Linked DNA regions of Homo sapiens: regions 1, 2, 3, 4 and 5 are each linked to region 6. Evidence: chromatin loops called from intact Hi-C (ENCODE). Cell type or tissue: IMR-90. All regions are shown on one strand.

Region 1 (5,000 bases), 390 kb before region 6:
TAGACTTGATTATTTTATGATCAAGACTTGATTTTATTCAAACAGCAAATATTTGGCAGTCACTCCACATGAATAACTTCTGTCTTGGTTCTAGGAATGGAATACTCATGGCAAACTTTTTATTATGGAGAAACAATACAATGATCTTTATTTCATGGATCCATGAAGTGAAATAGCATTTTTTTCTACAGAAACGTGAAGCTCCCTTTATTGATTTGTCTTTGTTTTAAAAGTTAAAAGATATAGAAAGGTGTAGTAGATAATATAACAAATATGAGTGTACATCCCACACAATTGACCAGTATGGACACATTCTATTTTTGCATTATATATATTAATAAATATGAAGCTGATATATCTCTTCATTTATTCATCTTTTGTGTACTTTAATAACATAAAATTCAGATCTTTTGATCCAGAAGCCAGAGATTGTGAGGTCACACAGACCACATGGGAACAGAAAGCTTAAAGGTCTGACAGGAAAAGTTTACCTTACCAAGCTCCTTCCCCAAGTAAAACAGAACCAGCAGACCCCCAAAATAATGCTGCTGGGCGTTCCCTGAGGCAACTGTTGGGTCATTATGTGCTGTGTTTTTCTAGAAGCTTTCTTCTAAAGTTTTAGGCAGCACCTTGGCCCACACCTGGCTCTCTAAGAGGCTTTGAGTCATTATTTCTTAAAATGTATTTATTTATTTACTAGCTCCCAGTGAAAGGGAAAGGGGAAAGGGCCTCGGGCAAGGGGAGCAACTGTAGCTGTTATTTGTGTAAAGCAGAAATACAATTGGCTGTTTTTTCTTGTCTATTCAAGTTCCCCAGATCAGCTATTAGAAAGGGAGAGAGCTGACTTAGTACATTTAGACACGTAAAGGAAAACTGAGGTAATGTGAGACCTCAGGGGCTTTTCGTTGTTGTTGAAAGATAAATACTATTTTACACTCAAGTCCTGTAATACATGTGGCATAGGAACTGATGAATGACTCATTTGTTGTTGGAAAGTGAACAAACTTGCCTAATGATATAGTTTTCTTTTCACTGTGTGTGTGTGTGTGTGTGTGTGTGTGTGTGTGTGTGTGTGTTGCATATGTGTGTCTGTTCTTTCTGGGCAATGCCTCCCTTTGACTCATCTCATATTTTGAATTATGGCATTTTTTAAAAATTGGCAAATTCATTTCATTCACTGGTTGCTTCTAATTTTAAATATGTGTCTAAAGCAACAGAACTACAAATGAAACCCCAGTCTTTGATTGTTAGGGACTTTGGGGTAGAGAAGGCAAATCAGAACAATGCCAAAGGGATATTTCTGAAAATCCATACTTCAGAGTAGATTGATTTTTCAAAGAATCATGTGCCAAAAAAAAATTAAGGGATATTGATAAAATTGCTATGCTTTATCTCTTTGGTTATAAAAATTAAATACACAGACACACGCTATAAAATTATATCAAATTTATTGTGATGATTCTTTGTATGATTCCTTTGTACTGATAGAACTATTTATTTTTCTTCTATTTGGGCTCCACCTTTTTTCCTGTTTGTGTAATTCACGTCAATGCTTTGCTCGAGATTAAGTCAGAGATGAATTATGGGTTCTGGAATGTGAAATCCTCTGTTTCAGTACATACGTATTCAACCGGGGACAGCACCTTCTTGACTGGTAGATGGGAAAGAGCAACCCAGTCACTAAGCACTGGGCTACTTTTTGTGGGTGTTCTTATGCTTGTATGCATTCCTTTTCATCAGTCTTCTCTCAGAATAACTTGGATTTCCAGGTCTCCCAAAGCGTTTTGGAATTCCATTCTGTGTTCTCCTTTGTCATGTGTATTCCAATCCCTATCTGTGCTTCTTTCTACCTTTTTGAGGTGCTATCTATCGACTCCTCATCAGGTGAAGCAATGTGAGATGACAAACTGTGAAAAGCTTTAAGAACACCCTCTTAAATTGTAGCTCTTGAGTCCCAGAGTTCAGAAGGAGTGGGAAAACCATTCTATAAATAAAAATATCTGGAGATACTCAGGAGAAGACTGGCTGTTCTAAAAGCGAATGCTAGTTAACATGGCCAGACAGTTTTTTTGCATCTTTACTTGGAAAAGAGAATCTATGACACCCTCTAAAATATCAAGCAGTCTTAAGTGGATAATGTTGCTCTAGTTGGTTTCACTGTCAAAGCCATTTAAAACTTCAGCAACTTATGAGATAACGTATCCTAAGGGTCTGATTTCTGAACATGAATTTAAGGGTCCCTCTGATGCCTGTGCTCTAAATACTTCATTAATAACATAAATGATGTCCTCAGTACAATTAAAACAATACTTTAGCTATTGATATTTGTCCCTTTAGGGATTCTTGATTTTATGTGCATGCTTATTATTTGCCCTCATATAAGCACTCACATGATATTGTCAGTAACTGAGAGTTGGATAACCGGCTTGTTTTTCAGGGTACCAATTACTCTTCCCGGCTTACATCTTGTGTGGGCTTTTGGCAGACATCAGCTTCTAGCACCTAGAAGGCACTTCCTTCTCCAGAGTAACTTTATGGAAACAAGGACTTTGTTGCAACTGGCTGAGGTTGAAATGAACACCTCCTCTCTCTGCTTTACAAAATAAGTGGAGACTAACTAACTGGCCTAGGCAAGTTTTCTGTATTCTTGGATTGATTAGTCCTTGCATTCTCTTTGCCTCTTCTCAGACTGTCTCTAAATTTAGCAATGCGATATGGTACAAACAGTCTTTCACATATGCTGTGTCACCAAGGGGATTTCAGGATTGTTTCATTGGTCTGCCTTGGCAAAGCTGACGCAATCTCCCATTGGTCTGTGCTCAGGAATCTGGGTGGGAAGTGAAAGTACAGACAAGCCTGCCAAGGCGAACTCCATCATGCAAGAGCTTGCTGCTGTGTGTGGGACTGAGACCCAGATTCGGGCCAATTCAAAATGAAAACCTTCAAATGAGTGCTCTGAGAGTAAAATGAAACTGAATCTGCTTGCTACATGTCGATGAGGTTCAAAAGATGGCAACAGTTTTGGGGTGCAAGGTCAAGCTGAAGAGTTAAAAACAGAAAGGAACCTTCTTTCCTCAGCCTAAATAAATATCCTTTCCTAGAGGTATCACTGGGAAGGTGGCACAGAGGAAGGTCAAGTGATCCCCTCTCTGGGGTCCACATGCCCGCTGCTGGGCCACACCTCACCCAGGCCCTTCCCTTGTGAACACCTCACAGAGGGACTGGCTCCAAACTGACCCTGAAGAATTATGTGAAATCCTTCTCGTTTAGAGCTTTAAAGGGTGTAAGAGAATCATGAGGATTTGGAAAAACTAGGACTGGGTCCATGTTTATGCTTGCAGCCTTTTACCAACAAATACATATGTACATATATGTACATATATATATATATATTTTCTCTTTAATGTTTCATAAGATATTTTTATCACCTAAATGAAGATAAATTAGCTGAGCTTGTTTGGCATAGAACATATCGCAATATTTTTTATTTTTAAAAATTTGTTTTTTTCTGATTATCAATTCATACTCATTGAAAAAATAGTCAAATGTTACAGAAATGTGTAATAGAAAACAAGAGGGTTTCCCTTTCATCACAACCCCAGGAATAACTTTCATTAGCAATTTGCTTTATATCCTCAGTTTTCTCCCCACAGATGCTCGCTCTATCTATCTATCTATCTATCTATCTATCTATCTATCTATCTATCTATCTAACTATCTATGTATCTATTTTTTATGAGAATAGAATCTCCTTGATATACTAATAAATTGCTTTTTTATTCTACTCAACTACTTTTCCATGTTTGTTTATAAAGATATCATGTTTAGTTTTTAAAACTAGACTTTAAAAATTATATAGGTTTACACAGAATAAAGAACACAGAGAACTCTTTATTAAAAATAAAAGTGCTTTCCTTCTGTCCTCCACCCCACAGTAACACTGTGGTCTTTGGAATCTTGCAAAAACATACACAAGGGTACGCATATGTACTTGTTTACTTCTGTGTATTTTTTTTTTTTTTACATAAATGGAATTGCACTATATAGTTCTGTAGCTCAGTTTTTAAAATTTGGTATTAAAATGTTCTTTCAGTTAGGGCCAAAGGGCATTTAACTTCAAGGTAAGACCCATTCCAGGACGGCAGAGATCATGTCTGTCTTGCGTATCCCTGTGTGAATTTTGCCTGACATGTTGCAAACACTCCGTATGGAAGTCTTGAGGGTCTTCTGCCCCAGTCAGAAAACCTCTGGGAGAACAGTTATCCCCAGACCTCAGACGCTCGACGGATACATGAGAAGCTTTCTTTGATGGATTCGATGTCAGGATCTCCATGTGAACTTCCACTTAGAGGTGTCATGCTATGGTGAGTCCCATTCCTAAGCATGGTAAAAATTTGGTGCCCCAAAGTCTATAGGGGAGTGCACGTACATGGCTGGGGAGGGAATAAAGAGGCCAAAGAGGTCAGCAGCCCTTGGTGCTGCTGAAATTCTCCCTAAACCAGCAATCAATAAAATACATCTTATCTTCTTTGGATTAGAAAATTCAACTTTGATAGCAGAACAAGTATTCTTAGTAATTAGTAAGATTATTAATAAAGAATCTTAGATTCTTAGGGGATTCTTTTAGTGAACTACAAAACTAGTTGTGTGCATGCATGTGTAAGCTGAAATATATCAGTAACAGTATTAAATAATGTGTGTATTTGAGTTCTAATATATCAAATTACAATTTATTTAAGATATGCATCCTATAATACTCTTCCTCACCAAACAGTTTCTAATGTGATAGTTGGTTTTTAATTCTCTAGTGCTAGAAAAAGAAAGTGATTCATGTCACTGAATTTGAGCATCATTTCAGGGCATTAAAAAACCCAAATAACATTTCAGAAGACTTTTGATCATAATTTTGGGGTTAATAGAAATTAAAATCAATATATGGTAGCTTTGAGTAAGAGACAAAACCTATCTACTGGAGAGACTTCAAAGGTCAACGGATCCCA
Region 2 (5,000 bases), 200 kb before region 6:
TTTTCTCATTACCCCAGCAACTAACCAACCCTAAGTGTTTTGAAGCACTTAATAGGTGCTCTGTATTCCGCTAGGATATAAGAGAGGTGTCAGTCAGGGATCCCACCCTAAGGAAAATTATAATACAGCAAAAAGATAACAAAAAATGGATCAAGTAGAGAAGAAAACAATGTGAGACAGACCATTCAATGGGGAGATGAGAGCTGGAGAGAGGAGAGCAGGGAGCCAGGGGAAGGCTCTGCAGGGGAGGGGCTCTGGGGCAGCATGAGGCTGCCTGAGGTCCTGCCTAGGGCACCGAAGAAAGCGCAGGAGTGCAGGCTGACACAGGATCAACTTGATTCCTTGTGTTTTACGTGCTCTACGTGAGAAAGGCTGAGAACCCCAGAAGGTGACACTGGCTACTCTGTAGGCATGAAGTGACTCCGTGAGTCATTGCCAGAATGTCAAAGGGATTTCTTAGTCAGGAAACAGTCTCTGCCTTGGTGTTGATCAACAACTTAGACAAACAGAAGTCTAAAGAGCAAACAGGCCAGCACAGAACCCCGGCCCCTCGGACCAGGCCATGCCCCACTTACTGTAAATGCCCTTGGCCACACCCAGCCTCTCACCAGTGCAGTGAAGCCTGAGACTCCTGGACCTACGACTCTGCTCTTTGCCCAGCATTTCACTCAAGGGGAATTGACTGACACTGATCCAAAGCACAATGCACACACTAAGATATGTTCAAATAATAATAGTAACTTGCGGAGTGGATTTGTCACTTCCAGGTAAAATATACAAAAAGCTCCATCCACGACACACTGCGTAATTCCCATTAGGCAGAATATGACAGACATAACTTGAAATTAAAAATGACATTCTGCATTGGAGGAAAGGTAGCTTTCATGATTTAGACAGAAACAGTTTTAACAGATAATGTTTACCTCCTGTTGGACAAACTTGTGACCTTGAGTAAATGACTTAGTATTTTTGGCCTCAATTTTCTCATGAGTGTAATGCTTAAGCGGGGGGTAGGAATAATCTCTACACTTCCCTTACAGCTTTGAGATTCAGTGAATCTAATCTCTGTATATCCCTGAAGTAGAAAACAACACTAAAAGGCCTGTAATCTACTCATAAAGAGCATTCAGGTCCCTGAATATTTGGAATGACCAGTAAAGCAACATCAGCCTGCTTCTCAGAACTCTCAAATGGTAGACCATAATCTCTTTCCTTATAACTGAGATCAATCAAAAGACCTGGAGATCTGGCAATACTACGGGAGGGTTATTTTAGTAGTGTTTGTTTTCTTGAAGTATTATCAAGTCATTTTTGCCCTAAAAAAAAAATCGCCAAATAATTCTGCAACCAAACATTCAAAGTATTGGCAAAGAAAGAGATAGAGAGAGACAGAGAGAGAGACCCAGTCCTTAAACTGGAAGACAGATTTTAAGTCCACTTATTACTCAGATGACCTTTGATTCTCAATCTTCAGGACCTCAAAAGCCTTCCTCTCTTAAAAGGGGGAAGGAGGCAAGAAGAATGCCTTCCATGTCTAGCTCACAGGTTTGCCTGAGGGACACAGGAGATAGTTGGTGTAAAAGTGCTTCATAAAACTTAATGTGTTCTACAAATGAAAGGGATCATATTTTTTATTGCAAACCATTGTTCTTGTGACTGGAGGAAGCTGGATATATAAGCACAGTAATCGCTTAAACATGTGTTATAAACTTAAGCCTGAAAGTTAATGCCTTTAGCAAAGGAAACATTATTTTTATTATTACCATTATGGAGAGGACAAAGAGAATTCAGTGTTAATCTGAAGGAAACTCACCAGTGGGAGCTCCACCCTGAAAGGATTATTAAACTTGTGACAACACAGGTAACCAGACAACTAGAGCACCTCCTACTTTGAAGCAACACTGGTGATGATGGCATAACTCACCCTTTCCTTAGTATCGGGTGCAACTGGCACCAAGAACAACACCCATGCCCAGGTGACAACTGCGCCAATATGGGTCAGCATCTCACCTCCTCATCAAGAGTGAGCCCAGGACAGAGACCTGGAATGCCAGGGTGAAATCTCTACCTGAGGGGTCTTAGTCGCCCAAGGAGATCTACAGAAGAGCTGAATTCAACAGCTATCTGCTATCCCAGGCCAGACAGCTTTTCCACACAGAAACGAATACCTCTCTCATCTGAATTGGAATACTCATGACAAGTAGCCAGAAGAGTCATCGGTTAAAAACAAGGGTTGGGCTGGGTTTCTCTTGACTTTCTGCATGTCTTGCAGGGCAGAACTTTTCCTGAAAATCCCGATGTTCAGATGTTTACAATTACAGGCAATGAGGCTCAAAGAGCCAGCCTCATGGATCACTTGTGTTTTATTTTTGGTTTTGTTTTCATTAGATGCAACACTGAGCTGAGCCTTGAGCCTTCCAGGGAGTTGCACAACCTCAGCTTTTAGAGATTGTGTTTCATGGTCACGGAAAAAAAAATAATTGGATTTAATAGGTTTTCACAATCATATTATCTGCTTAACCTTCCAAGATCATTACTCACTTAATTGTTAAGCCCCAAGGAAAGATCATAGGGTAGGGGTTATGCTAGTCAGTCATTACAATTTGAGAGAAAAGCAGATTCTTCACGACTGATGTAAAATCTGAATGTAATATCAAACGTTTTAAGTGTTCTGATTTAAACCCCTTATATTTGAAAGAATTGGGCTCCTTTGATACTTGTTCTCATTACAGAATGAAAACTTGCATGTTATATATGATGCTTATGTATTTGCACATAAATATATATTTACATGTGATATCGATATATCCGCTTATGCATAGATTATATAGGTCTAAATGGACAAAATACAATTCTCAAGCTGTGGGTGACAGGCTTTTTGTCTGTTACTCTGTTGCGTACCTTTGCACTCTCATCCCTTATAGGAAAGGAACTACAACTAGGGATTTGAGGGTCATTAGAACATTGTGCCCACCCCCCAGGGTGGATAGCACACAGGACACATAGTATATATAGGATAAGGATGCTTCAGTCCTGTAGGGAGTAAATTCTTTCCTTAGCTCTTACAATACCACAACAGGTCAATCAGGTTGTAAGAAGCTTTAATTAGCTGTTCTACAAATTAGAGCATTCTTCAAGCTCAAAAAGATGTTTTCCATCTTGACACCATCTAAAGGAAAATCTTGAACAAAAGACTCACTCTCAATCTGGTTCATATTCTGTCATTTACTTCTATGGGATTAAAGCAAAACAAAAGCACTTTTTTTAAACTCTCTATACAGAGTGTACTATAATTGGATTCCTTGTTCCTCTTCCAAGCCAAGGCATTGGATCTGCATTGTTTCTGCCAAGTTTTTTCTCCACGCTGCAATGTCCTTGTTTGTGTTCTCTCCCAGTGTTCCAGGTTCTACTGTCAACCCAGGCTCAGGCTGTCCCACATCCTCCCACAGAGGTCTTGCTTTGTTTTGAGAAATGCTCAACAGAAGGAGGAAGTCCAGCATATCCACGGTGCAACTGAAATGCCACCCTAGGAAGACTAAGGCCTCATGGTGGGTGACAGCTGAGGTGACAGCTGAAGATGAGGCTGGCTGAGGGAGGACAATCCCACCAAAGTATAGCGGACACCAGCAGTCTCTCTAGGCTCCCAACAGTCCTAAGGCTGAAGAGACTGTGAACAGGTCTGCACAAAGCCTACAAGCAAAGAAAGTCATAAGCCTTAGGTTTCCCTGCAATGACTTTCTGCAGTAGGTGGAGGAAGGGAAGAAAAAACCTATCTCCATGGAAAAACCACCTTATAAGTCTTTCTATAAATTGCAGTAGAACAAAGGAAAAGTATATGCTCCTGCTGATTAACCATTTCTTTCAGAGGGATGTGGAAGAGTAGGAAACAGTATTGTAATAAAATCAAAACCTTATTTATTCTGCAAAGGTTACAAATCCATTTGACATTAGATAATTCCTTAATGAGGTGGTCAAAACAAAAACAAGTTGGTTAAATTACTGTTCTAATTTTCAAAAGAATGCTTTCAGTGAAAAGATTTCTTTATGAACACATAATGAGGTTGGTGTTTTGTTACTTGGTTAATACAACTGAAAGAGCACACCAGAAGATTCTGTACACCCACATCAATGGTCGCTGCAATGGCCCAGGATGACCACAGTGTGTTCCAATCATCATCTCCTCCCTACCCAACTCCACTCTCCTGACTCTGGGCTATGGCCAATACTGGCCTAGTTGACTTTCTTTGTCTCCTTTCCAAAAGCAACCGACTCTTCTCAGTGTGCCTCCCAGAGCATCATTCCAAGTATCACTCCTGATCCTCTCATCAGTGTCCCAGTAACAGAGTCACAACCAAGAGATCTCATCAGGACTATCTGCTCCAGGGGATAGGCCAGGCTGAGCTTGGCAGACACACCATATAGAGGCCTGGAGCTTCAGGGGCTTCTAGAACCACTCTCGCTTCCTGAGGCCCCCCCAAGAGGGGAACACTTTTCATCTCTGTACCCACCACCTTCATTCACATTCACATGAAATGTTTTGGAACCATTTAACTTCTACTCCCCCAGCCAGCACCTAAGCAAGATGAAAATTGACTTTAATAACATGGGCATTCATTTAAAAAAAAAATCTATTGAGAACCTACTCTGAAAAGCACTGTGCTAGGTGCTAAGGATACAGAAATGAAAAGACAAGTAGATCAAGGTGGTGGGTGTTAACAATAGTCACTAAGGTCATGCCAGTTCCTTTGTTCTGACTCTGATCATTACTAAACTCTTAGTTTTATATGGGCTTTAAAACACTTAGACAGCCTGATCTCACTTGATCTTCATGACAATCTTGTCGGAAAAGGATTGTTCATTGGTAGATGAAGAAACTGAAGCTTAAGAGGTAGTGAGTGATTTAACCCCAAGTCACATAGCTAGTAAGTGCTAAGATCGGGAATGATACTTGAAATTTATAACTATAAATCCACTGCTTGCTGCGTGCATCATCCAGCCTC
Region 3 (5,000 bases), 260 kb before region 6:
AAATACCTTAAAATGTGATTTACTGTAACTCTCTTGTAACTAAAACTGCAGACATTTAAAAGTCAATATAATTAGAAAGTTGCTTTCTGTGTATAAGTTGTATTTTCACAATTAGTGTCCCCAGTGTGCCCCACTTTGGGGCAGATCAAATTATACTACAATGTGGGTGTATTTTCCTTAAAATATTTTTTTCATTTGGAAAAGACAACTCAAAATATTATGCATATATTTTAAATTCTCTTTTCAGAAAGAAGAAAACAATGCCTCCCACTACTCCACCCAGCAGTCTCCCTCCCACCCCCTGGGGCCATGGTTACAAAATTTGAAGAAATTTTCCATTTCCAGTTTGGATGCCAGATTAATTCATTCCTCTGTTGAAGGATTCCAGGAGCTCCAGCTTGGCTCCTGGTCAATTCGAGGACACTGGGAAGGTAAGGGTCAGAACCAGGCCTAACCTAATGAAGCACGTGTCCTCTTTAGTAGGCTCAGAATGACCTGGTCCCTAGGCTCACTTGAAGATAACTAGGCTTCTCTGAGAATCCTGTGAACCTAACATCACTCGAATTTAGTATATGTGAGACTCATTTACTCCTAGATTCAATGCTCAGAGGGTTGGGTGGATTCAGATTGCCTTCAGAAAATGAGTTAAAGATCATGGAATACATTCGCTTTAGAATTAGCAGGGATGAAAGGGAAAAAAGAACAGGCTTTACAGCATCAGGTAAAATTCAAGTATAACAAACCTGTGAATCTGACAAATCATTTCATGAGAGGGTAATTTTATGGAAACAAATATAGTCCTGGAAACAATGTTCACAATCTCAAGGACCTGGGGAGAGAAGAAAACTAACAACAGGAATAAATTATACATTAGGGAAACAAACACAGTTGATGGGAAAGGAAGGTTTCACCTTCAGACAGCTCTCCCCATTTTGTTTCTTTCTAATTCCAGCTCCAGATCCTTTTTGGTATGTGCATTCTTGTCTTGGTGAATTGTTTGGAGATTTATTATTATAATAATTATAATTTCCTTGTGGGGATGGTTAGAATATTTGTTGGGGAAAAAGAAAAAGAAAGTTGAAAAATTGTTACTACTTAATGGCAGGACATAATGTCTGTTAAATTCTATGTTGCAATCACTTTTTCAGTCTTTCTCCCCAATGCCAACTGCCTACAATTAGTTAACTTTATTATACAGACTAGCAGGCGCGTGGAAGGAGACTAATAAAAATATTTGTTGAGTTTATTATCGAGAAAATGCTTCAACTACTTTCCAAAAAGCACTGTTATCATAGACCAGTGTCTGTCAGGTCATATAAACAGCTCTGCTACGAAGCATGTTTTCTTTTGAAGGGATTTATTGTCATGCAACTTTATACTTTGGAGAAAAACACAGATTTATCAGTAAAGAATATGAGTGTGAAGCTTGCAACTTGCTATCCAGAAGAAATCGTTAAAGAGATATCTTTAAATGTATTCAAATGAGATTGGTTTCCATAGAATGAAGGAAAATGTACAAATCAACAATTTATGAGCATTTTTAAATCTTTTATTTCTTGAAACTGATAATTAGAAGAAAACCCAAATTTAAGACCTTCACTAATTTTATTGAACATTTATTCAAAATCTTATAAAACATCTTTTATATGTGAAGACAGATAGATAGACGTCACTTTAACGGCTATTGTTGAGAATTCAAGAATGCAGAAAACAATTCTTATAAGTCATGTATCAAGTAGTAGGTCCATTTTTTTGTTTTATTTTTAGTTGGGCCTAGTAGTTATTCTTTTCTTTCTTGAATAGTGCCGCTACCTGCCTAAGAATCACAGCTCACTTCCAAGACAGCCATTTCAATGGTGGAAAAGGATTAACAATAACAGATTAATCAATCCCAGGAGAATTTTCTCATTATCCCCAAGGGATGTATTCCTGTACTCTGAGGCAATAAATCCAATTGTAGTGGGGCCATATCTACCCATTGCCCTTACTTAATGGTTATAATGCTTTTGACACAATTACTGTTACTAACTTGATGTGTCTTTATCTTTGCAGTACTAAGAAAATAATGCAACATCAACTGAACATAAAACCCCATTGCTTTCGTTAGAGAAATAAAAGATAACAGCATACTTGAATGGGTAGACTTACCTCTAGAAAGGGAAAATTTCTGTTTTCTGTGGAACTTCAGAGGCACTTTTCTTGTGGGTTAACCACTAGAGGGCATCATGAGGCTATATACTTAACACTTGGAATATTGATTACTCGAATTAATTATTCTTAAAACACTGTTCTTCATGTTCACAATTCTCATTTAAATGAATAAAAATGGAGGTGTAAAAATCATTTGTCTTCAATTTAATGTGCATTAGGAATATTCAGCAGAAATGCGACAGAGACTAAAACTCCAAGTTACCAGGTCCGTTGAATCACACACCAAGAGAATTCATCTAATTAAAGGGTGGATATGGCTAACAGAAAATGGGATGCTTCAACATGATTCTGGAAGCAAAGTAAATACCTTAGAAATTTATTATCTATTCAATCATTTTTTTCATCATAAGCATTATGAGCCAAGGACCAACATTCAACTAATTGCCACTCTGGAGACAGCCATTTTCAAAGTTCAAACTGTACTTCTCAGAAAATGGAACAGGGTGATTGCTACTTCTTGCTATAAGATCTCTGGATTTCAGCTCATGCTTCATCTCTAACCTGCCAGTTTGGGTGCTTCCTTGACTTCTTTCCTGAAAATATTTGGCAAAAGATGGCCAGGCCATGTTGCCTTTTGTGATACAAGAAGTGCCTTGACTTAAACAGGGGCTACAACAAAGTATTTGACCTATTATGTAATTTCTCAAGAAACCTGGCCTAATGTGGGTTTAACTATTATTTTAGTATTTTTTAGTCAATACATTTTATCTTTTAGAGAAGTTTTAGGTTCACAGCAACATTGAGTGGAATGCGCTGAGTTTCCATATACCTCTGTCCCTGCCCCCTTCCCCCATAACCTCCCCGACTACTGACATCCTGCAGCAGTGGTATATTTGTTACTATTAATGAACCTGTATTGACACATCAGTGTCACCCAAAGTTCATCATTTACATTCGGGTTCACTCTTGGTGAAACTAAGGGTTTTGACAAATGTGTATCCACCTTTGCAGTACCATACATGCCCTAAAAATCCTCTATATTCCCCCCATTGACCCCTCCCTCTGCAGTAACTGCTGGCAATCACTGATCTTTTCACTGTCTCCATAGTTTTGCTTTTTCCAAAATGTCATATAGTTGAAATCATACAGTACATAGCCTTTTCAGATTGGCTTTTACTTATTAATAGGCATTTGTTTCCTCCGTGTCTTTTCATGGCGTGATAGCTCATTTCTTTTTAGTGTTGAATAATGTTTCATTTCTTAGGTATAAAACAGTTTGTTTATCCATTCACCTACTGAGGGACATCTTGATTGCTTTCAAGTTTTGACAATTATAAATAAGCTGCTATAAACATCCACGTGCAGGTTTTTGAATGAATGTAAGTTTTCAAGTCATTTGGGTATTGTTTTATTTTTAGCTTATCTGAGCTCTTGAGGGAAGAGAACAATGCTTCCTTAGAGTTAACTAAGGTTTAGCCTTTCTTTTGGCTTATGGAGAGCCATGCAGCGTTAGGACTGAAAGGAAATTTGGTGGCCTAATCCACTCATTCTACTTTAGGAAACTGAGGCACATACACATGGACTAGTTGTTATTCTATCCTTTATAAAAGCCTAGCCTTCCTGGATTTTGTTTTTCGGTGTGTGTGTGTGTGTGTGTGTGTGTGTGTGTGTGTGTGTGTTTGCTTTCAGATGTCACATTAGTTCTTGAATGACTAGTAAATTTTAAAGATCTTTTGCCCATTGGGTTCAGTCTCAGATTTTGCCATTAACTTTTTGATACAAACCATATAAGCATGAAAAAAATCCAGCGAATAATTTTTAAAATGCAAAGTTTGGAATGAGAAGGGGCATGGAGAAGAAACATGGTCACCTGGGTTAGCAAGCTGTCCTGAATTGGTAGTTTTAACTCAATACCGCTGAAGACAATTCTCATCTTGCTGATGACCCAGGCTACTCTGCCCCAAACAATCCTCAAAGCAGGGTACTGGCTTCCCATCTGGAAAATCAGACACAGTAGTATAACTGGATGCTAAATGAGACCTCTCCTGTTACCTTCCTTTCAGCTGAGGTCCCAAAGCTGAGAATCATAGGTGATAACTACTCCCATGTTCTAAAGAGAGATGTTAAACCATCTCTTCAAAGCTTACCAAGGAGGTGGCCCTTACCTCAGTCTGATCAGACGAGGAAGAGAGTGAGTATTACTTTGAAGAGCCCTGTTAGAGGAGAGGGAGGTGCTCCCCCTAATTCAAAACAAATGAAGGGGGCCTTTACAAAAACCATTTGTAGACGGTGTGGGTCTTGCCAGGAGAGAATACTGACATCGCACCGCACTCATACACCTCCCATCTTCTCCCACAACCCTCTCTAAACAGAGGTCCAGAGCAGAGCCTGGTTGGTTACATAATTCTTGGGAAAATTTGGCCTGCGTTTTCTGGAACGTGGAGACTAGTGTTTAATTCTTACTGGAAGAGTCCGAGTCTCAAGAATAGAAGAAGTCTTTGTGGGTGTCCCGTCAGTTGCAAGAGCTGGGCTGCATGGCAAGCAATCGGACAAAGGAATATAACCTGCCCTAGGGAATAGCAATGTTGGAGGTTGTCTTGGGAGGAAGGGAGTGGTCTCATCAAGAACCCCCAAAAGCACCTACATTACTTAATACAGGGGCTTACAAAATCTTAGGGAGAGCTAAAGGAGCAAGCCTCCCAGAATCACTCACAGAGTGATACTGAACTGACCCACTGGGAGACTTCGTACCTCTGAGGCTACCTCTTGAGTTAGAAGCTGAAGCCATATCCACCACTACTTCTCTCCATATGGGAACATGGCAGGTGGACACAGGAACAACAGAATGG
Region 4 (5,000 bases), 560 kb before region 6:
TATGTCTACGCTCATGATTTATAGAGATCTTCACTGTCATGATAAGCAAAATAGGAAGAAAAGGAAAATAAACAAATAAAAAATAAATAAAAAGGAATTCTGAGTGTTAGGGCTTTTTATTTCTGTCTTCATGTAATATATAAGCCTCATAGAAATACAGGTAAGGACTTGATTTCCTCTAAAGCCATTTCAAGCATTATAGTATATGAGAAATTTGCATTTTAATATTGTCTAAAAACATCGTGTTGTTATTATTGACCACCTGATTCTTAGCCATATTTCAAATTAAGCTAGCCATATGAAATAGTAGTTCTTCCATTAGTAATGCCATCTCTTATTCTTAGTCTTTTTTTTTTAAGGATTTCACTAAAACATTTATTCTAAGAAGCCCTCTTTCATTCACCTCGATTTGACTGGGATTATTTCTTTAAATTTTACATTTGTATCCCAGATGTGGCAAGGCCCTAGGACCAATCAGGATAGTCCAGGTAATGTTGAGGTAATGATCCCAGAATCTCAGTGGCTTAAATCAGCAAAAGTGTGTTTCTCCTTCGTGCTCCAGGTCCAGTGTGGCTCAGCACATGTGGAGTCACTCAGGGACCAGATCCAGATCCACAGAGGCTCCATCCTAATGTGTTCCGTAAGCATCCTGTTAGAGTGAAGAGAACGTGGTGAAATACATACTGACTTGGAAAGCTTCTATCTGGAAGTGGTGTGTCACCTCTGCTCATGTTTTTTTGGCCAAAGGAAGACACATGTTCACAATTAACTGCATATCAATAAGTAGCAAAGGATAGGTTAAATTAACAAACACTCCCGTCCATATGAGTAAGTATCACAGTTTTAAAGCATTCTCTCAGACATTTCAGCAAAGGATAGGTTAAATTAACAAACACTCCCGTCCATATGAGTAAGTATCACAGTTTTAAAGCATTCTCTCAGACATTTCAGCAAAGGATAGGTTAAATTAACAAACACTCCCGTCCATATGAGTAAGTATCACAGTTTTAAAACATTCTCTCAGACATTTCAGGGAGGTTGGAAGGGTAGGTTAATAATTTACTCATTCTATATATAGGGAAACCAAGGCTTAGAGAGATTTTTTTTTTTTTAAGGTCAAAGAACTTTCCTTTAGATTAGCTAATCATGATTACCAGTTTTTTTTTTTTTTAAATCTACAAATTTTCAGCATTATATTTTGTAATGTGCAAATTGATAAGCACCAATTCTGTGGCACAGATCTGGTGTTCAGAGTAATAGAAACAAAACAGCATTTGTCCAGCTATGTCACCATCAGCAATTGAGAGAAGTCTAAGCCCATTTCAGAGTCTTCCATCTGAACTAATCCCAGGAGTCACAAGGATGCTTACTATGTACTAATAAATGTGGTCAGCCAGGTGCCATGCGTGCTCTGTCCCTGCCCTGACTCTCCAAGGTAACAGTCCCCAGTAAGCCACCCTTTGATGCTGCTGTTGAAGGAACTTATGCCCTTCCCAGAGTGATGATGGTGCCTGTGAAATCCACTGAGGCCTCAGAGGAGCTATCTTCTTTCACTTAGGAAGCCAGCACCCACAGTATCCTCAAGAAGTGTGAAGCACTCTTTTAGTTTTTATTGACTCTTGTTCCAGCTGTTTCTCATTCAGACTCAATCATGAGCCCTCAGCCACTCTGAAACACATTAACCTCTGCGCAGGCTCTTCTGTGTCCTCTTGGGTCAGACTTGTGGGCCTGAACTCTCTTCTCTCATAGAGATGAGTTATTTCCCAGAAGGCTGTTCAATTGCTCATGCAAACAGCCAACTGGTGGACCCACCTTCCCCTTCGGCCAGACATACCCGCACTTGTTTGAATGTCACATTAGACAGCCATAGAATTGTTCCTTCATAATATGGTAAAAAAATATTACTAGTTAATATAATGGATTGAAACACGTCAGTATTTCATGGTGTTGTGTAAAGAGCACTTCAGGTGCTCTGCCACCTACATAAGTTCGATAATAAGGGGCATGGGAAAATCAACACTGCACTCCAAGGCCCGAACCCCCAAACCTATGTTCTTGCCTCAGATCTGTCTCCCTTTGAGTGACCTTGGGAAAGTCACTTGGCCCTGCTAGGCCCTTTTATCATGCATAGAATGAAGGAAGTAGTATGTTTCTAAGGACTTTTTCAAGCATGCAAGTTTGCGATTTGTGGAGACAAGATTTATCATTTGCAATTACTGTCAACAGGTGGCAGCAAAAACCCAATTTTTAGTGACAAGAAAAGAATGTTAGCTGCCTTTGATTAATCCTCAGAATTTCAGAGAACATTTAATTAATTGTATTCATTTTAAATATGATGAAAAAACCATAATCTCCATATTTAAAGATGCTTCATGATAGAAAGACTGTATGTACAATATATGTTATCAAGTGAATTGAAAAGTAGGGCTTTTAAAATGGGCATGTTTCATAAACCATTGAGCTGAATACTTTTCTTCCAGTCATTTTGAATGTGGGTAGAGGTCTTAGGATAGTAAAACTGCCATATTAAGTGATATTTCAGAACAGGTCTTTTATATCTATTTTTAAGTTAAATGTGGAAGGATAAACTAACAACTTCAGGAATTCCTTTTTAAGTGTTGTATAAGTTTTTTTTTTTTTTTTTTGGCAGGGTCTTGCTCTGTTGCCCAGGCTGGTGTGCAGTGGTGCAATCATAGCTCACTGTAGCCTCAACCTCCCGGGCTCAAGCAATCCTCCTACATCAGCCTCCCAAGTAGCTGGGACCACAGGTGCATGCCACCATGCCCGGCGAGTTTAATTGTATTTTTTGCAGAGTTGGAGTCTCACATGTTGCCCAGGCCAGTCTTGAGATCCTGAGCTCAAGCGATCCACCCACCTAGGCCTCCCAAAGTTCTGGGATTACAGGCATGAGCCACCACATGCAGCAGTTTCTTATGTAAAGGGTGTTGAGAAAAAGCTGACATACATAGCAACATTACAATATCATTACATTTTACATTTTACCATAGCTCATATCACATTAAATGAATTCCAAAGAACTTTTGAAAAATGTAAAACTTTATTTGTTAGCATTTTTCTAATTTTAACAGTTGGAAATGAATGGGCTGTTTTTGGAACTTTGAAAAGTTTTTGCTAGCCAAAGGTTTTGTTGCAATGAACTAGAACACAAATGTAAAAATATATACGGATATGTTATTAAATTGTCAATGCAAACTTGATTCCATTTCATTTAATATTGTGAGCAAAACAATGATATATGAAACTGAGAAAAGTGCTATGGAAAAGACTAAGATAGGAGCTATATTGCAGGCATAGTCTCTTACAGGAATTTATAATTTTAATAAAGTGAATACCTAGATACTATGTTACTCTATTAAAACTGGAGAGGGTATACAAGCTATCATCTTGAGCTTTTCCTGAATTACAGACTTGTACTTTCAACTGCCTCCTTGACATCTCTACTTAGCCTTAGTATGGACAAAAGAGAAATTTATGTGAACAAATAACTTTAATTTACTAAGATATCAGATCCCTTGATCTGGAGATTTAATTACATTATTTATTAGCAATGTTTATAAAATTCTTTATATTATAAAAATCGCATAAGTCTAAATCAACCACCATCATCAATCATCAACATTATAGTAGACAAAGAGTGGAAAAAATAAGAGATACGATCTTGTTGGTCAATTTGTATGATTCATACAAAAATCTGAAAAATGCTCCTAAGCTTTTATAGAAGTAAGTACATTCTTCTTAGATGAGTCACAAATTCCTATTTTACAGCTGAAGAGATTTAATGGTGAAATGACTGGCACAAAGCCCCACATTCTCCGGACTTCACATTTGGTATTTTGTACCTAAACTGGCTCTTACCCTGATCCTTGCTGACTGTTCCTCCTACTTCTTGCAGAGAGGTTATAACCCATTGGTCTGTAGCTGCACTGCCCAGTGAGGTACCCACTAGCCACTATGGCTTTCAAATGGAAATTAAATACAAATAAAATTTAGTTCTTCAGTTGCTTCAGCTACGTTTTAAGTCCTTAGTAGCCATGTTTGACTAGTGGCTACCAGATTGGACAACAAAGATATAGTACATTTCCAATATTACAGAAAGTTCTGCTGGATAACACTGGTCTAGAGTGTGGAACACTGTGGCTATCTACCTGTCCAAGTGCCATCTTTTCTGTATATAATGCCCAACTTTTACAACTTCAAACATATAAAATACACATTGGTAGGAAATTGCACACTTGCTTTCAAATTGCTCCTCTCAGCCAGTGATTTCTCTTTGGGTAGTAAAGTTGAGGATGGTAATTATTAAGTGGCTACAGTATATCACAAGAAATACAATATTATGATACCATTGAAAGAAAATGTCTCTTGAAATTCTTTCCTAAGCTAACTTTCATTGCCTGATATAGAATAATTTTTTTCTTCTACCTAGAGGGAGCTCATTATTGTTTTTTTGGACCAAATAAACTGTAAATATCTAGCTACTACTGGACAGTGTGCCGTCAAGTAGAAAAGGTAGGCAGTAGCATAATAAGCTACTCTTTGACCCTCTCCTTCCCAGACGGTCTTGACTGCCTGTATTTAAGAAGCTGGGGCACAGGACACACAATCATAGTGGACTCTGTGTGGTACCTGTTCCTTGATCCATGAGTGAATCCTGTCAATGTGACTATTTCTTCTACTTTAGAATGGTTGTGGTGAGTCAGCCAACTCAGAGTGGCTACTTATTCTCCCTCAGGGCCGGGAGTTGTGGAAAAATGTTAAATTGAAGTGTGTCTTTCCTCAGTGAAAATACTACATTACAGTCAGTCGTCTGCATCTATGGGTTCCACATCCATGAATTCAACCACCTGTGGGTTGAAATTATTTGGAAAAGAACCCAATAAAAATAACTATACAACAATAAAAAATAATGCAAATAAAAACCAAAACAGTATAACAACTATTTACGTAGCACTCACATTGCATTACGTATTATAAGTAAT
Region 5 (5,000 bases), 310 kb after region 6:
TCTACTGATATTCAACACAATCTATAAAAGAAAACAGAACTGGCAAAAATTAAAGGTACTGAGTTTCTCTTACACTTTAATCTGATTTACATCAAGGATTTCAAAAGTACTAATTTGTACAAGTCTTCTAAACAGATATTATATACAGTTTTGTGAGAAGCCTTCTAACCCACAACACAGAAACCACATATACCCTAAGTAAATCATAACGTAACCATTGGCTATTATGTTGCTACTTCTACCATCTAACTTAAATTTAATAGAAAAGCAAGTAGTAAGGATTTGAACCTGGAATACGGTCCACCCTTGGTACGTGTGGGGATTGGTTCCTGGACCTAGCTGGATACCAAAATTCGCAGATGCTTAAACCCTTATATTAAATGGCATAGTATTTGCATATAACCTACACACATTCTCCCGTATACTTTAAATTATTGCTAGATTACTTATAATACCTATTACAATGTAAGTGCTACGTAAATAGTTGTTATACCATATTGGACTTTTTGTGATTTCATTTTTATTGTTGTATTATTATTAGTTATTGCTTTTTTCCCCCAAATATTTTCAATCCATGGTTGGTTGAATCCATGGATGCAGAACCCATGGATACAGAACACCAACTCTTATCCAGAACTGTATTTTCTGTGTAAATAAGAGGACCCAACTAGCTAAAGACTCAGTGTATTGCCCTATAGAAAATGACTGCATAAGAACAGTATTAGGTCTATTTTTACACTTTGTTCTTTTTCTTCTTTACATTGCTCTAGTCTTCCATATTCAATTCTCGAAATGAATATATTTTAATATTTCTTTGCTTTTTGTTTTTTATTCATTACTCCATTTATGTGTGTGTGTATGTTTGTGCATGTGTGCACATTGGCACATGGTGTAGCAATAATGGATATTCTCAGAAGGGACATGATTCTAGTATAAATATCTGTACTCAGATAGCAAACTAATACAAGTATTCTAAAATCAGCACTGAAAGAATTTTCCCCATACTGGAGAACTACTGCCCAAGTTCATGTCACTAAAATAAATGCCTCCTATTCGGAAAGTTGCTGCATTCTGATTCACTGGAAACGGGATTACATTTCATTGTAACTGCAAGCATGTAACTACAAATGCAAACCAAAGTAATTTGATGATTGCTGTGAATACTGACTTACTCTATATGTAGGACAAACACAAACAACTATAGAGTAGCAATGTGTTTCACAGCTTTCTAAGCCCATTCTTATATATGAAAAAGTTCAAAAATAATGAAGGGATACCACATATATAAAATCTATGTAAGTCACATTTCAAAAATCTAGTTTACAGAATACATTGTTAACTCCTTTATGCCTAGTTTTCCATTATTGGAACGCTAAGCTTGTGGGAGTTATGTAAACTGTTCAAGGTCACTGACAAGGTCTGATTTTTCACACACAAAAAATTTTAATCTCCTGCATAAATGGGTTAAGTTCCAGAAATTCACAACCTTAAAAAGACTGGAAATAAGACAGAAGAATCTGTTAGCATTTATGATTAAAATGTTAAATGTTTTTTAAAAAATTATACACAGGTTTTCACTAAAGCATTTTGCTAAAATCTACTTTTGAAATCACAAAGAGTATTAAATTCTGAGTCATTCTATCATGTCTATGTTTAAGATCAACATCAATACAGCCATGGGACATTTAACAACATGGATATGTTCCGAGAAATGCATTGTTAAGCAATTTCATTCGCTGTTCAAACATCACAGTGTACTTACACAAACCTAGATGCCATAGCCTACTACGTACCTAGGCTACATGGTGTAGCCTAATGTTCCTAGGCTATAATCCTGTACATCATGTTACTACACTGAATACTCTAGACAACTGTAACACAATGATAAGTATGTATGCATCTAAACACAGAAAGGATACTATAAAAATACAGATTATCATCTTCTGGGACCACCATCCTAAATGCGGTCCATCATTGACCAAAATCATGTAGCCCAAGAGTATGTATTTTTTTTTACAATTCAAAAAGTAATTTCAACTTCTTCCTTTTACCACCTGTCCTGAAAGTCAATTTGCAGAGAAAAATTTCCCATTAAAGTTATTTATTTTACAGTTGACAAAATGAGAAGCTTGTTCTAAATTTCGTGCTTGAAGGTCTAAGATCTAAACCAAAATTAGGGTTTACTTACAAAGTATTCTTCGGAAGGACCAAGAACTGGTCTCTTAACATAATTCTAATATAAAACTAACAAATATAAAATGTGAACACCAGTTGTGGTAATAAGAAACTTCACCCCTTAAAATACAATGTTAGAGCACCCTCTGCTGACTAACATCTCAGTCTGAAGAAAGAGACTCTATTTTGAGTTAGGCCAGCACTTTCCATTTCCCATGTAATTTTTAAAAGCTAAAGATGCAAAGATAAAGCTCTAATCAGACATAACCTCCTTGTAAGCTCTCTACAAATCGACAACAACAAATGTATTGAGTATTCATTATAAGTATACCACTGTTCTTAAATTTTTTTAATTCTAATTTGGACAAATTGATATAAGCAATTAGAGAGAACAGATAAGATGGGAGAAAAATTTTTAAACAAAATGTTAGCAGGTGTGGTAAAAAGAGCCCTGAACTGATACTCTCAAAATCTGGGTCCTAACTTATTTGAACAAGTTACCTTACTTATTTGAGTCTCGGTTTTCCAAATAAAAGCAAGGGGCAAATTTAGATTCATTCATTCATTCATTCACTGAACAAACATTTACTTATCCCCTCCTATATGCTGCTGGTTTAAGTACAAAGAAAAATGATCCAAAATCTGAACCTTTTTTAACACTGACATGATGCTCAAAGGAACTGCTGCTTATTGAAGCATTTCGCATTTCAGATTTTCAGATTTGGAATACTGTAAGTATATAATACAAACATTCCAAAATCTGAAAAAATCTGAAATCTGAAAGACTCTGGTCCCAACCATTTTGGATAAAGGATACTTAACCCATATTAACTCACTTAATTCTTGAAACAAAGTTACGAAGTACAAGGTACCATTATCATTGCTGTTTTACAGACAAGAAAACTGAGATACAAAAAGGTCAAATAACTTGCCCAAGGTTATACCGCTAGTAAGTGATGAAGCTGGGATTTGAAATCTGGTTTCTGACTCCAGAGTCAGCATCCTTAATAACCATTATGTTACAATACACAGTTATAACATGACAAGAATATAGGAAGTACACACGTAGTGTAGAGATGGCACAAACGTAGAAATGATCACTTTGGGCTAAAAAGAACCACAAAAAAGGTCATAGTTAAGCTAGATGTTAGAAGTATGAGCTACAGGAGGGAATATATGAATGAATAATTAATTACAACCAAAACAAAGGATGCTGGAAAGAGCAAAAAAGATTTATCAAATTAGATGAGCAAAGAAACGGAAGCCCAAAACATTATCCCACATTCATTAAAACAAGTAGCTTAGTACACCTGGAAAGACCTGGAAAGAAGTGGGATCATGGACAACCTTTACACACACATCATGCTTTAGTGTTTGGCTTTATACTGTAGATGATGGTAAGTCAGAATAGGGTTCTTGAGGACAATAACAATGTTAGATCTGCATTTCAGAAAGAAAAATTATGGCACTGGGGAAGATAAACTAAAAGTAATAGTATTAAAAGCAGGAAGACAAATTAAGAGGCCACTAAAACAATCCATGTGAGAAATCAGATGGGCCTGAATCCCGAAAAACAAAGCAGGGAGTTTAAGGCATACTTAGAAGCCAGAATCACAATCTAGAGGCTAGATGATGAGGGAATCAAGAGTGGAGACGAACATCAACAAATTTAAAAGATCCAAAATTACAGTGAGCTCTTTTTTTACTACAATAGAATCAAACTAGAAATCAATAATGAAAAGATAACAGAAAAACCACTAAATGTGGAAATTAAACACATTTCTAAAAAAAACTAAGATTCCAAAAGAAAGCCTCAAAAGAAAATTTTAAAAATACACAGACCCGAATGAAAACAAAAACAGAACATATCAAAATTTATGGTCTATACTAAAGCCTGGCTGAAATAGATATTTGTAACACTAAATGCTTGTACAACATTGTGAATGTAATTAACACTACCATGGTTAAGATGGTAAATTTTGTTACATGCATTTTACTACAATTTAAAAAAGAAATTAAGGTAAGAGCTCAAAAAAATAACCTAAGTCCCTTTTCAAGAAACTAGAAAAAAATAATAAAACCAAAGGAGCAGAAGGAATAAGATTATTAAAAACAAAAAACAGAAACCAACAAAATTGGAAATTTTAAAAAGGAGAGAAAAATCCATGAACCACAACACTGGCTCTTCAAAAAAATAAGTAAAATTGGTAAACCTCTAACAAAGCTGACAAAAATGAAGACAACACTACAGATCCTAAAGTCATTCACAGACAAGGAAATACTATAAACAACTCTATGTTCATAAATTAACAACTTAGAAAAAACAAACCAACTCCCCAAAACCCATAAACTACCAACACTCAATGAAGAGGAAATAGGCAAGCTGAGTAGATCTATATATATCAAAGAAATTGAATTGGTAATTAACATGCTCCCCAAAAAGAAATCTCCAGACCCAAGTGGTTTCACTAAAGATATCTATCAAACACTTAAAGAATTGACAGCATTTTTACACGACCTTTTCCAGAAAATACATCAGAACAGAACACTTTCGAACTCAGTTTATAAAGCCCGTATAACCCTAATGCTAAATCAGACAATAGAAAAAACAGAAAACTACAATCCCTCTTATGAACATAAGACACAAAAATCCTCAACGAAATATTATTTGGCAAACTGAATCCAACAATGTATAAAACTTATTACATTCCGTGACCAAATAAGATTTATTAAATGTATACAAGGTTGGTCCAACATCAAAAATCCATAAATGTCATCTATTATAGCAACCAGCTAAGGAAGAAAAGTGATACAATCATATAATT
Region 6 (5,000 bases):
TGCCGTTTCCTAGGTTGGATGACAAGCCAGCTTTGGTGGCCCTTCGCTCTCGCTACCCTAATAAACTACCTGGAGCAAGTCCTTCTTCAGAAACAAATCACCACGTCAGCGCTCGGAGGGTGAAGCCCCTACTACTTTCTACTTTTGGTTGTGATGCTGGAGGCCCTTACAATTTCGCAGAACGTTTTGTGGACGCGCGAGCTCAGTGTTGCCCTTGCAATGGGGAAAACACCTGCTTTCCGGGTCCTCGTCCTCCCGGGAGCGCGGACCCTGAACAGCCCCCGTCCGACCTCCCCGGCTCATCACCCCCTTCCAGAAACGCATGGAGCTCTTTTTCTTTGGACTGCCTCTTTTTTGTACTGGCCATCTCAAAATCAAACAAAACAAAAAACAAAAGAAAACAAAACAATATCACTCAGGTGTGAAGCCCCAGTGCAGAAAGTGAAAGTGGGACTAATCCCGGCTGCTGCAGCACCGCCGAGTGAGCGCCAGGGAGGGGCGGGGCTCCAGGGCACGGCGCCCGGTCACGTGACGCGCGTCCGCCCAATCCCAGCGGGCCCTCGCCGCGCGCAGAGCTGGGCCTGGGTAGCTCTTCTCTCTCAATGAAAGCTATATTTTGGGCTGTTACCACCTAAACGCCATGTGGAAACAATGCACCTCCCTCCACTTCAGGTCCCCCTTGCCTGTAAACCTCGAGAGCTGGACGTCCCTTAGCCTGGGAGTTCCTGGACACTGTGCACAATCACTCGTCAACCGCTACCTACTAGGTAGGCGGGAAAGAGCTTTGCTTTCTAGGCGTGTGTCTCCAGATGGGCCCAGGAAAGATAGGGCCTCAGTTCTCTCTGGTTTGTTTGCTGGGGAGGGAGTTAGAGCTGTAAGCCTCCTTCCTCCAAAAGGATGGTTGGAGGGAGTCCGAAACCTTTGGGTCCCAAGACATGACCTAAGGAGTCCCGCTGTCGCCACTCTTCCCGGTTTGGTAGAGGGGGCCCGTGAGTGGCATTTAGCTCTCGCAAAACTGGGCAGATAGACGCACATGTCGACCCTCCTTTTACAATATTTCAAAATAATTCTGCATTGTTTCTCTACTGGAATCGTTAATTATGCATAACTCAGTATCTTAATTTAAAGGAACTGAAGTCCTAACTTTGGGTTAGGTTCTCTTACAAAGACTTCAGGGATGTTTAGCTGGCATCTCGGGTTTGATCCCCAAAATCCACCACGAAACAAAAGCTAGCTTTCCTAAACTCAGTAACAATAGGAGAACTGGTTTAAGCCACCTCTGGGTAGGCAACCCCCACCCCTAAAGCCCTCCTTACTCCAACCTGCCCCTAGGTATGTTTGTGTAATCAGAGACTGATTGTAGCTGCTTTGACGTTTCTCCTCGGGAAAGCTTAGTTTGCATTCATTGAAGTTGCTTGCTTTCTAGGTTCATCTAGGCCAGCAGGGAAGGTGCCACTTGGAAGATTGCTGGGTTTCCTGCTTCGAAGTCTTCAGGAGCGGGCTGAGCTGCGCTGGTGTGCCGCTTAGGACTGCAATGAGGAGGGTGACGTTAGAAGGTCTTTAAAACGTTACGTTTACTATTTTAGGAAACAGATTTTCAAAGAATCAAGGGTAGGGGACAAAATACATTTGGGCTAGGATTTTAGTGAAGAGGGATCACGCCCAGAATGAGGGATAGTAAAAGAGTGGTGGTATGGGGCTCTGATATCGCTTAATCTGTAATCTCCGGCAGTGTTGATAGCTCTCCTCTGGCATTAATTCTTCAGTCTTTTAAAACGGAGTAGAAAGGGACGTTGGATTGATCATTACGGTTTGTTTGGAGAATAGAATTTCGTGTCACCAACTTGGAAGGGTAAATGAATTGCAGAGTCGGATACAGCTAATTTGGGGGAATGTAAGCTGGATGTCTTTTCCTAATTTATGAAACGTGAACGGGGGTAAGGTATTTATTTGTACGCTAGTTGAAGTGGGGCAGGAGCACTGATTCCTGGACAGTCACTCAAAAGCTGCGCCCAAAGTTTTAAAAAGCGCGGGGACGGTGGAGAGGGAGGCGAAGAGCCCGCGCTGCTGGGCTGGGCTCGGGTGCCGCGCTGGGGACGCCGCATCTACTGAGCGGTCGCCGAAGACGCCGGGAGGCGAGGGGCGAGGTAAGACGCCGCCTAAAGAGGCCCGGGCTCTCCCCCGGGGTCGTTGTTGGAAAAGCAAATTCCACGGTGAACTCTACCAAGCTCAGCGCGTACACAGCTAGCGGCTCTGGATTGGACTGCATTCGCCTAAATTGCGTAATTAAAAAAAAAAAATACACCACTGCCACCCTACAGCGACGCTTCCGCTGGAAGACGAGCGGGGACGCGTGACAGCGCGGGGATAGCTTTTCTATTACGTTTCTTGTTCTCCGAGCTCGAGCCCCCTTTTAAAAAGTCGCTCACCAAAAACGGGGTGGGGGATGGAGGTGGGGACGAGAAGTTTCCGAATGCTGAGTTCATTTGGACGAGGTGAGGAGAACTAGGGTCCTAACAGCAGGTCCAGAGGACTCTCGAGATAGGTTTAGAGCCCGTCCTTTTGTCTGGAGTGTCGCGGGACTCCAGAAGTGGGTTGTGCAAGACAAACTTCCAGATAAATCTTTGCCCGGATCCTCCTGCGGTCAAAGCATCAGTCCTGCCCGTAACTTCCTAACGACATCTTCTTGGAGCAGATTCCGCGGCGGGGATGGCTGGGTGTGCAAACCGAAAACAGTTTGTCAGCCCTCCAGTCCCGCCGCGTCGGGAATGCGAGCCCGGCCACGCGGTCCGACCGGGTCCGGGGACGGCGCGCTTGTCGCGGGAGCCTCCCGGCTTGCGGAGGGCTTGAGTTTTTTGGCGGAGACAGAGGAAAGCCTCTGGTCGAGAGGATTAGAGCGCGCGTTTTCTCCGCCGAGCACGCTGCCCGACGCCGTCGCAGCCGCGCACTTCCCGGTTTTGAAAGCCAGAGAGATGAGTCAAGCGCAAAAGCTCCGGAGTGACAATGCGAGCTTTTGGCCAGCCTCATCCTCCTCCCCATTCCCTTGCCTTCTTTTAGGTCTTCGGTTCGTGACAAGTGCATAGGTTAGGCTTGCACGGAAGAGGGTCGGGGCAGGTGCCAGCTCAGGGCACCTACCCGGCGTTGTCACGTTCCCTTTGGGATCAATGATCTTTCATAACTAGGCTGGGCATGTTCGTGCAGCCCTCTGGGCACTCTGGGGGACGTTCTCATAAGGCTTTTTTTCTTTTCTTTTCTACCTTTTAACAGAACCTTCTAGGAAAAGTGTTTTTTAAAGTTTTAAATATACTGATGTCTACAGAAACGGATAACAAAATTTCAAAGCGGAAGGGAGGAAACAAAAGGAAAAGGTGTTTTACTTGGCAGTCATTGCTGAAGCTACCATAGTGTAGGATAGAGGAAGAGCGTTTCAGAAGAGAATTGGTTAAGTAAAACCTTCAGCTGTAACGTAATAGAAAAGACACAGTAAATGGGAAAAATAATAAAATGTACACTAGATACATTACACAGACGATTGAGAACTTATGCTCCCACTGAAAGCCTCTTTCTCCCAGGGAGAATATTTATGGAGGAAAATTATTTAGTTATTTTCACAGTATTACATTGTCCTTTGAATGAAAGTTTTTTTTTTTTAATCAGTCAGCTAGACTTGGTTCTTTAATTAGGAGGCACAATGAAGTTTCTAACAGATGTTGTCAGCCACAAACTCTGATCCAAAATAATAAGTGTAACTAATTTTCGGGGACAATCTTTAGTTTGTAAGGCCTGAAATTAAAATACGATGCTTTTAAACACTGTGGTTCAAAAATGTAGGAAAACATTTGTTCCAGATCTTATAGTGGCACCATTTCCTTGCTCTGTGTTGGAAAAGCCTTAAGTAGGATATGACCCTTCTCTCTCACTCCAAAACCTCTTTTTTCAAACTTGATTTCTTTCTGATCTTAGAAATTCTACTTTAAAAATATTTCCTGATTTTTAAAAGTCAGCCAGATGAGGTGAAATCCTTAAAATATAACATATTCCTGATCAGATCACATAACTTTTCTCATAAACTAAGTCTTATAAAGAATATGCTTAAGCAACTCTTCATCTAAATATAGCTTTCAAATATGTATAATTTAATCTGAATCGGTGTTGTCAAACTTCCAGTACCCTGAAATATAAGCACAAAGATCAAATTATCTATAATTGTCAGATAAATGTGGTAGCCACTGGTTCTGCTTGGTGTAGTAAAAATTAATTAACAATTAATCATTTTTAAATTGAATATACAATGTTAAGACAAAATATTGAGTGGGATGCTCTAATATATCCAGTTCTTAATTCTTGGCATGGCATCATGACTTCTAAACTCTATATGGTGTGTTGAAGATTTGAAGATTTGTCATTGTAAGTTACCTGTTTCCTACACATTGGAAAGAGGGGGAAGTTAATACGTTTTCTATAGCATTCAACTCCTCTGCTGCCAAAACATCTTATAGTTTGGACTGCATTTTAATATATGCCATATTTTGAAATCTATTTGGTTTTGAACAAGCTGCAGCCTCTGTGCAAATAACCTGTCATCCTTTAGTGGATCTTTATGGCTATTTTAAATAAAAGTTTTTTTAAAGTGCCAAGAGAGAACATTACAAAGTGAGGTCTGTCTTCTTGGGATTCTATATCTATTTGAGGGTGAAGGGTAGATAGGGCTGATGTTACATCTTTTGACAGAGGGCTAGTAGAATCCTATGTTTCTGACACAAATTAAATGTGATTTCCGCCAAATTGACTGTCTCCTGGCGTGGAGGCACATCACCACGATTTTGGTTTGCCACATTGAAATAAATAAGAAAACAAAGGCTGGACTTGCAAAAGCTACTACTTATTTTTCAGCTTCTTTAATGACTAGGATTCTTTCACTTATCTGCCCTGGACTACACACTGACAGGCTGCTGGAATTCTGAGCAGTAAAAAAATTCTAGATGGCCAATATAATTTAA

Evidence for each region. Peaks named below come from ENCODE experiments on the same cell type or tissue, not always from the same donor. Only the 100,000 strongest peaks of a DNase experiment are listed, where the experiment ranks them.
Region 1: it touches region 6 in a loop (4-fold over the local background); 5 of 110 quality-filtered maps call a loop at or near these places.
Region 2: a loop joins it to region 6, with 2.3 times the contacts of the local background. A loop is called at or near these places in 15 of 110 quality-filtered maps.
Region 3: it touches region 6 in a loop (7-fold over the local background); 21 of 110 quality-filtered maps call a loop at or near these places.
Region 4: it touches region 6 in a loop (8-fold over the local background); 3 of 110 quality-filtered maps call a loop at or near these places.
Region 5: a loop joins it to region 6, with 5 times the contacts of the local background. A loop is called at or near these places in 4 of 110 quality-filtered maps.

Annotation. Positions count from the first base shown.
Region 1 is chr6:105,598,920-105,603,919 of GRCh38, forward strand. No RefSeq gene overlaps it. Among named protein-coding and RNA genes, the nearest start is that of LINC02836, 31 kb to the right of the region's middle. RefSeq lists enhancers at 1,904-3,103, 2,475-3,054. In IMR-90, no CTCF peak of the experiment used is centred here; DNase peaks (open chromatin) are centred at 962, 1,622 and 2,802; H3K4me3 peaks cover 193 bases; H3K27ac peaks cover 961 bases.
Region 2 is chr6:105,795,846-105,800,845 of GRCh38, forward strand. No RefSeq gene overlaps it. Among named protein-coding and RNA genes, the nearest start is that of LINC02836, 170 kb to the left of the region's middle. In IMR-90, no CTCF peak of the experiment used is centred here; a DNase peak (open chromatin) is centred at 2,396; H3K27ac peaks cover 339 bases.
Region 3 is chr6:105,731,536-105,736,535 of GRCh38, forward strand. No RefSeq gene overlaps it. Among named protein-coding and RNA genes, the nearest start is that of LINC02836, 100 kb to the left of the region's middle. In IMR-90, a CTCF peak has its summit at 2,211 (motif pointing right); a DNase peak (open chromatin) is centred at 2,216.
Region 4 is chr6:105,429,205-105,434,204 of GRCh38, forward strand. No RefSeq gene overlaps it. Among named protein-coding and RNA genes, the nearest start is that of PREP, 29 kb to the left of the region's middle. In IMR-90, a CTCF peak has its summit at 2,229 (motif pointing right); DNase peaks (open chromatin) are centred at 707, 2,217 and 3,767; H3K27ac peaks cover 144 bases.
Region 5 is chr6:106,298,822-106,303,821 of GRCh38, forward strand. The region is part of intron 3 of ATG5 (autophagy related 5); the gene reads right to left. Among named protein-coding and RNA genes, the nearest start is that of ATG5, 24 kb to the right of the region's middle. In IMR-90, a CTCF peak has its summit at 2,321 (motif pointing left); a DNase peak (open chromatin) is centred at 2,330.
Region 6 is chr6:105,992,084-105,997,083 of GRCh38, forward strand. It overlaps a transcript of PRDM1 not described here. Among named protein-coding and RNA genes, the nearest start is that of PRDM1, 92 kb to the right of the region's middle. RefSeq lists a silencer at 423-632 and enhancers at 1,163-1,697, 2,767-3,299. In IMR-90, no CTCF peak of the experiment used is centred here; DNase peaks (open chromatin) are centred at 518, 2,638 and 2,958; H3K4me3 peaks cover 2,928 bases; H3K27ac peaks cover 2,404 bases.